Linked DNA regions of Homo sapiens: region 2 is linked to region 1. Evidence: chromatin contacts called from ENCODE Hi-C data. All regions are on one chromosome and are shown on one strand. The core of a region is the stretch at or near the end of the contact, and the rest is flanking DNA. Distances in the headings are between cores, read along the strand shown. Region 1 overlaps ZCCHC14 (zinc finger CCHC-type containing 14). Region 2 has its middle 25 kb from the start of MIR6775.

Region 1 (3,665 bases), core at 341-2,840:
GAACCCCTAGTTTGGAGATTCAGACTGATGTGAAAAGGTGTGTGCTTCATATTCTGAGACAAAGACCTAGTGAAATAAAACAGCCTTTTTTAAAATTTTTATTTTCAGTACATTAAATTTACTCATAAAAACATTCTAAAAATGTACAATTTGTCCTTTTTAACAAAGTATAATAAAACATAAAAACCCCAAAAACAGAATACTTGACATTTACAATTCAAAATCAAATTAGCGGAATATTAAATATTTACAAAACTATATCTTTTAAAAATATTTATAAAGTTACATGCAATTTTGTAGAATTGACAAAAGAATGGCTCAAAAATGGGAGAATTTTCCTTCATTCCTAAAAAGAAAATATGTCCAATAGAAGCTGTGAAGGTATCGAGTACACAAGGTGTCCAGTTTCAGTACCAAAGCCTTCTCTTTTTGTGCACGTAAGACTCACACATGTGATGAGGGCTTGTTACAACGCACGTGAGGCCGCGGCGGATGGCCACTGCCCCCTTCCTTGGTGAACAGTGGAGCAATGTTAACCTTTGGCCTCAACCAGCACAGTATATGGTTTTCTAGAATATTGCGAGTGTTGAGTGTTGATTAAAGATGCTTTCATTCAGACCCTTGGGACTTTTCAACAAATTCGCCTCTTCAGAACCCATGGCTTTCAGTGCCACCTGACTCATTCTTTGGAAGTCACCTGCATGCTGGAAATGGCAGCCACCCCCGCTCAGGTCGCACAGGACTCTCCTCTGGGACAGCAGTCGAGTCAAGCAGGGAGACGGCTTTCCTCACAACCTTGAAGACCATCAGTCATCATGATGTACAACGAGCAAGGCATAAAATAAAACACTGGGAAGCAGGAAGAGTGACAAGAAAATGACAGGGAGCAAGGAGGGTGCAACCCAGTTCCCATCTGGCAAGTGCCTAAAGCCCCGCTCAGCCTCTGTTCCAGCTGGGTGATGTTTAGGCAAAGTCACTACCCCGCCCCACTACTGTGCCCCAAGACAGAGTCTGTGGTATAAACTAACTGTGCTGACTTTGGGCAATAAAGGACCTAGAATTCTAAGTACTGAATTAAAAATACAGAACCTACTAACACTACTGTATTAACAAGCTGACTCCTGTAATCTTTTGGAGATGACAGATGATACTGGTTTTTAAAATACCCAATCACATATATGCATTCAAGAAAATATTTTGTCTTTATTTTTATTACAAGTGCGCTAGCTCCCATTTCCTCAGTGCTCTTTAGCAATGAGTTTTTATGTTAAACACTTCCAACTGTCAGTATTACCATGAAATCAACATTAGAAAATAAGGTAGAAAACTGAGTGTTTTGCTTAAAAAATAAAAAAGGATTAAATAGCTGTTGTATCCAAACATCACGTTCTGCTTCCATCTCTACATTCCACTTTCCCCATTCTTGGAGATTAAAAAAACAGGGTTAGAAACTTTAATATCTGACAGACTACAAAGGGCAAAGACGTGGCACATGGCCAGTGCCACACCTACCTGGTTGCCACAGCATTCTGAAACAGACCACACTTTCAGGAAAATGACTAAGTACTTGAAAGGGTCAGTATGTTCTGTGTTTTCAGATGAGGAAGTCTGATGACCGCAAAACGCTCTTCAGACGCGCCGACCTTGGTGGCTTTTGGAGAGATGCATCCGAGCTCGCTGCTGGCAAACTCTCAAGTCCAAGTGTGCGGCTCCCTCCGGAAAGAGGCCTCACGGATGGGTGGTTCCATTTTCTCTGCGCTGTGTAGCTCCTACTTACAGCTGACGATTCTCGACTTCGGACGGCCTCCCTGGAGATGTCACACGCCGCCCATGCACGTTCAAGACGACTGGCAGCTCCGCAGAGGCCTTCGCTGCTGGGAACACAGCCGTGACAGTGTCGGAACTCATCTACCTCAACGCTGAATGGCAGGCTCCAAGTTGAAAAGTTTCTGTTTTAATGTTTTGCTGGATTTAAGGTTAACCTCTAATACTTATCAAAATAGTTACGTGGGTAACAACAGACGCTTTCATTCCCCTATACTGACCACTAAAACAAAAATTCCAATGTTTTTTCCTTTTGTTATGAGACGGTTTTCAACAATTTCAGTGTTGAAATAGGATTTATTTAAAATATTTCTTTGCTTAAAAAAACCAAAAAATTTAAAAGTTTGGCTTTCAGCACATATCCAGGCCACTGTAATGGCCTTCAGAAATATTAAAATCGTAAACATCAATGAACACTCTAAGTCTTCCTTAAACGTAATATGAGAAGGTCCAGTCTAGTACTCTTTAAGGCAAAGTTGTGTCAGTTCTCATTATTTTGACATTTTGTAGTGTTTACAATTTAAGAGATCAACGTAACATTCCCCTAAATAGCTGTTGTAATAAGCATCACCATTACTTCAACACTGTAATACTGTGTACCATGAGGAGAAGAGGTCTGTTAATTCTGCATTGCATAGAAATAAAATTCAACTAAAATAAAACTAAAAAATTCTACTAAAAGCCTGTCATAAAAAAAATGTAACAACTTTCTGCTTTAGTTTCTATGAAGTTAGGAACTGCTCTTCAAATTGAACGCTCACATCACAAGGCCTCATTCTAGGGTATTCTTCTGATTTACATCAATTTTTCATGAGGCTGATTGTCCCATTTTAAGAATAGTCTGAATATTATAATTTTTTTTAAAATAAATATCCAACTGCAAAATCCCAACTGCAAGATTTTACCAATCAGTATTTTAACATTGAAGACTTTAGCATTTTCGATAAGAGTATTATTTGAGCAGAAAATTCCCTTTAACCTTGAAGATTTAAGTCCGTAAATTTCAGACAAAAGGCTTTCATTTCCGTGGGTTGAAATTTAGAGATCTACAGTGAGGACTTTTATTACTACCTAACCAAAACCAGACTTGCACAGATCTCGCAGCTCTCGGGTGTGTGGCCTCTTCCAGAGTCCTACCACTTCCCACTGTTTTCCAAGTAATTTTTAACGGAATTAACTATCAATACACAGCCTAATACAAAAGAAGTTGACAGGAGAAAATTCCCAATCTTTTGCTGATAAATGACAGGACTGTATCATTGTTGAAATGTCTGTCTCAGGTGTGAATCCGCTAGCGATAAGCCTCGGGGTTGGAGGTTCTTGGGGAGCCCGTGGGAGATAAAGCAACTTGCAAACTCTGCTGAGGACGTGCAGCATCCTCACAGCCACTCACAGAGCCGCGCTGTCGCCGTCCCCCCTCGAGAGGTCATTTGTAGTGGAAGATAGGGCTCAAAGCCACTGACTGGCTGGGAAGAAAGATACTCTCAAAGCTTTGACGACTATGGATTCTCTGGGACTTGGACCCTTAGAAATTAAGTTGTTGCGAGTAAACTATTTCTATTTAATAACGTAGTTTAGATTTATTTGCAGAAAAAAATTAAAAACCTGAAACTGCTACAAGTGCTTGGAGGAGGGAAGGAAATACTAAAACCTCTGTTGCGTCCTAAGTCGAGTAGCCTCTGCTGGTGCTGACTCTTTCAATATGGATTATTGGAGTCTCTTGCACTGACTGTTCTCAGAGGAGTTTGGCTCCCAGAACCGCAGAGATTTACATCAGGGTACATTCTTCTGTAGTGCAATCCTTAAAAATCCCAGAGATTAGTGCTAATCACTTTAGGAAC
Region 2 (3,709 bases), core at 506-3,005, 400 kb after region 1:
TGCCTGCCTGTAGTCCCAGATACTTGGGAGGCTGAGGCAGGATAATTTCTTGAACCCAGGAGGCAGAGGTTCCAGTGAGCTGAGATTACGCCACTGCACTCCTGCCTGAGCAACAGAGCAAGACTCCATCTCAAAAAAAAAAAAAAAGTTTATAAATTTGTGTTGGGCCTCATTCAAAGCTGCACTGGGCCACAGGTCGGACAAACTTGGCGTAAAATATTTTTGGGTTGTCACAATTAACTAACGGGGAGGTTGCTGCTGGCCTCCAGTCGGTGGAGGCCAAGGATGCTGCTAAGCATCCTGCAATGCACAGGAAACAACCAATTAACCCCACAGTGAAGAATTATCCAGCCCCCAATCCCAGTGACCAAGACTGAAAAACCCGGGCTGGGAGAGACAGTGCTGCCATCGATTGCTTATGTCTGCCACTGGTGCAGACAGGGTGGTGGTGATGCCTGCAATCCTAATCCCACCCGGCAGACTGTCCTGAATGTATAACCCATCTCACCTCCCACTGTTCTCTCTGGGACCTTCACACCTATAGTCTCCTTTGCTCTGTGAGCTCCAGGTTGAGGAGAGGTGCTTGGACCTGGGCCACCATGTTGCACAACTGCGTAGGTTCTGCAACATGTTGGCCTCCTTTGGATTGTTGTTGTCTTGAGGATGGTTTTTATACAGGCCGGGAGTTGAAATCTCAAAGAGCTACAGGGCCCAGACCCAGGAAAGAGATGAGTGAAGTGGGCAGGTGGGAATGATGGTTAAATGCAGAGGCGTGCCACAACCAAGGGGCAACAGCCTTCAGCCCCCGCCACTTCCAGGCTCTGAGGATGGTGAGCCCCAGATTACTAAATCTTTCATTTTTTTAAAAGGAAGTAAAAAATGTGTTTTTCTTTTTTAAATGTGAAATTGGCCGGGTGCACCTTGACCTCCAAAACTGCTGGGATTACAGGCATGAGCCATCACACCTGGTCAGGAATCTGTTTTTTAAAAGATTTTAAACAATGTTCTTTATCTTGATAGGGATTCGGGTTAACAAGTGTATGTGTCTGGCAAAACTCATGAAGTGGTGCCTCGTAGGTAGTTTGCTTCAGTGTATGTGACTGTACACAAAGAAGAAAGAAGGAAGGGGTGGAAGGAAAGGAGAAAGGGAAAGAGAGGACCATAAACCAATGCTGAACACTAGTTGAAGCCCAAGTCCAGTATGATTTCCAGAGGTTTCCCTAACACCCGCTATCCCATAACTCAACCATTTTACCATGTCCTGTGCCACTGGTATTCTTTTTTTTTTGAGACAGAATCTCGCTCTGTCACCCAGGCTGGGGTGCAGTGGCATGATTTTGGATCAACGTTGTCAGCGGGGTCCCCGCAGGAGATCTGAGCACAAGTTCCTTCTGGGAGCAGGGAGGTGCATAGGCACCTGGATCATCATTTCCGCTTCTGGGGTGGCAATTCTCCTAGAACCTGTTCACAGCTGTGGCATTCGTGTCCTGGAACTGCTATCATTAGCTTCCACAAAACAGGTGGCTCTAACAACAGAAACTGAGGGTCCTGCAATCCTGGAGAACTAAAGTCCAAAATCAAGTTGTCAGCAGGGCCTGCTCCCTCCAGAGGCTCTAGAGGAGGCTCCTTCCTTCCTCTTCCGGCTCCTGGTGGCCCCCAGAGTCCCTTGGTGCCTGGCTGCATCGCTCCAATCCCTGCCTTCCCCCTCACACAGTCTCTCCTCTGTGTCTGTGTCCAAATTTCCCCCTTCTTATAAGGACACCTGGCATTGGGTTCAGGGACGGCCCCTCGGTAAGTATGACTCATCTTAGATAATCACATCCGCAAAGACCCTGTTTCCAAACAGAGTCACATTCACAGATACCGGGGTTAGGACTCGAGCATATTGTAGGCTGCAACTCACCCACACAGCTGTAGAGAAGCACAGCCACTCCCAAACCATGGGCAGGGGCAGCAGCGTGCACACTGAGCACTCTTTCGTTTTTTTTTTTCTTTTGAGACAGTCTTGCTCTATTGCCCAGGTTGGAGTGCAGTGGCATGATCTCAGCTCACCACAACCTCCGCCTCCTGGGTTCAAGTGATTCTCCTGCCTCAGCTTCCCAAGTAACTGGGACTGCAGGCACGCACCACTACACCCAGCTAATTTTTGTATTTTTAGTAGAGACGGGGTTTCACTATGTTGGCCAGGCTGATCGCGAACTCCTGACCTCACGATCCACCTGCCTTGGCCTCCCAGTGTGCTGGGATTACAGGCGTGAGCCACTGCGCCCGGCCAGCGCTCTGTTCTTTCTCCAATGGCCCCACTGCAATTCCCTGGACAAGAGAGCCCCTGAAGCAGGCTGTAGGGCTCAGGCCGCGGCACAGAGATGGGCAGAGGGAGCCCAACAGCTGTGAGTGGGAGGGGGCAGCTCTGCCCCACACACCCCTCCCTCAGAAGAGCCAGAAGAGAGAAAATGGTCTCCTCCCACGTGGGGTCTTTGAAGCAGCCCACAGGTGCTGGTGACTCTGGCCGCAGCGTGGTTGCCTGCAGGACTGTCCCCAGGCCCTGGAGACCCACCTTCTCCTCTCAGCCAGCACCCTCGGCTTTGCCCAACCACAGTAAAGCTCCAAATTCCCCAATTCTCTGAGTACTTTGATGCAAAACTGCCAAATGGGGAAGTGATTCTGCTGAGGTAATGAGCACCTGGGGCTGGGACGGAGCAGCATAGAGGGATGGGTGTGATCGGGGGGGCCCCTGCACCCCACTGCAGCCCCAGGTGGACCTTGGGTGGCAGCAGAGCCTCTTCTGCTGCAGGAAGAAGTCAGGTCCTTTCACCTAAAACCTGTCATGAGCTCGGGCGGCTCCAGTGCTGGGCGCCGATTAGAAAACAAGCCAGGGAAGGCCAGGTGCAGTGGCTCACGCTTGTAATCCCAACGCTTTGGGAGGCCGAGGTGGGCAGATCACCTGAAGTCAGGAGTTCGAGACCAGCCTGGCCAACATGGTGAAGCCCCCATCTCTACTAAAAATGCAAAAATTAGCCAGGCATGGTAGCACACGCCTGTAGTCTCAGCTACTCAGAAGACTGAGGCAGGAGAATTGCTTAAGCCCGAGAGGCGGAGGTTGCAGTGAGCAGAGATCACACCATGCACTCCAGCCTGGGCAACAGAGTGAGACTCCAACTCAAAAAAAAAAAAAAAAAAAAAAGAGGGATTGAGACCCTAACGTAAAACCCAAAACTATCAAAACCCTGGAAGACAACCTAGGCAATACCATCCTGGACCCAGGAACGGGCAGAGATTTCATGAAGACGACGCCAAAAGCAATTGCAACAAAGCAAAAATTGACAAGTGGGATCTAATTAAACTTAGATCCTGCTGCAAGTACTTCCTCCCGGGCCCATCTATTCATTTTCCCCATGTTTTCCCAACTCACTCATCACCTGGTCTCTGCTGCCTCTTGCTTCGAAGGCTCCAATCACACAGCGGCAGCTTGTCAATCCGACTCTTACCCTATGGATTCTCAGCCCGGAGCGGAGCAGCCCAGGCGGGCATGTGTGCAGGACTCAGAGAAGAGCTCTGTAGGAGGGTTTTGCACAGCAAAAGAAACTATCAACAGAGTAAACACACAACCTACAGAATAGGAGAAAATATGTGCAAATTATGCATCTGACAAAGGTCTAAAATGCAGCATCTATAAGGAACTTAAACAAATATAGAAGAAGAAAACAAC

Evidence for each region. Hi-C counts contacts between places; a loop is a spot of excess contacts on that map. Pooled maps may share reads with other maps.
Region 2: a pooled map shows a loop between it and region 1 (5-fold over the local background). The contact joins two enhancer-like sites. A Hi-C loop is called at or near these places in 2 of 37 single-sample maps with no recorded cell type and 2 of 50 pooled maps.

What each region holds. Positions count from the first base shown.
Region 1 is chr16:87,406,166-87,409,830 of GRCh38, forward strand. It overlaps ZCCHC14 (zinc finger CCHC-type containing 14), which reads right to left. Exons shown (of 13, transcript NM_015144.3): 13 at 83-3,665. Among named protein-coding and RNA genes, the nearest start is that of MAP1LC3B, 16 kb to the left of the region's middle. RefSeq lists enhancers at 1,017-2,216, 1,537-1,976. Within about 2 kb of position 1,591, at least 8 of the 41 ENCODE cell types and tissues checked have a DNase peak (open chromatin) inside an H3K27ac peak, as active enhancers do.
Region 2 is chr16:87,807,881-87,811,589 of GRCh38, forward strand. No RefSeq gene overlaps it. Among named protein-coding and RNA genes, the nearest start is that of MIR6775, 25 kb to the right of the region's middle. RefSeq lists enhancers at 1,586-1,645, 2,316-2,495. Within about 2 kb of position 1,756, at least 5 of the 41 ENCODE cell types and tissues checked have a DNase peak (open chromatin) inside an H3K27ac peak, as active enhancers do.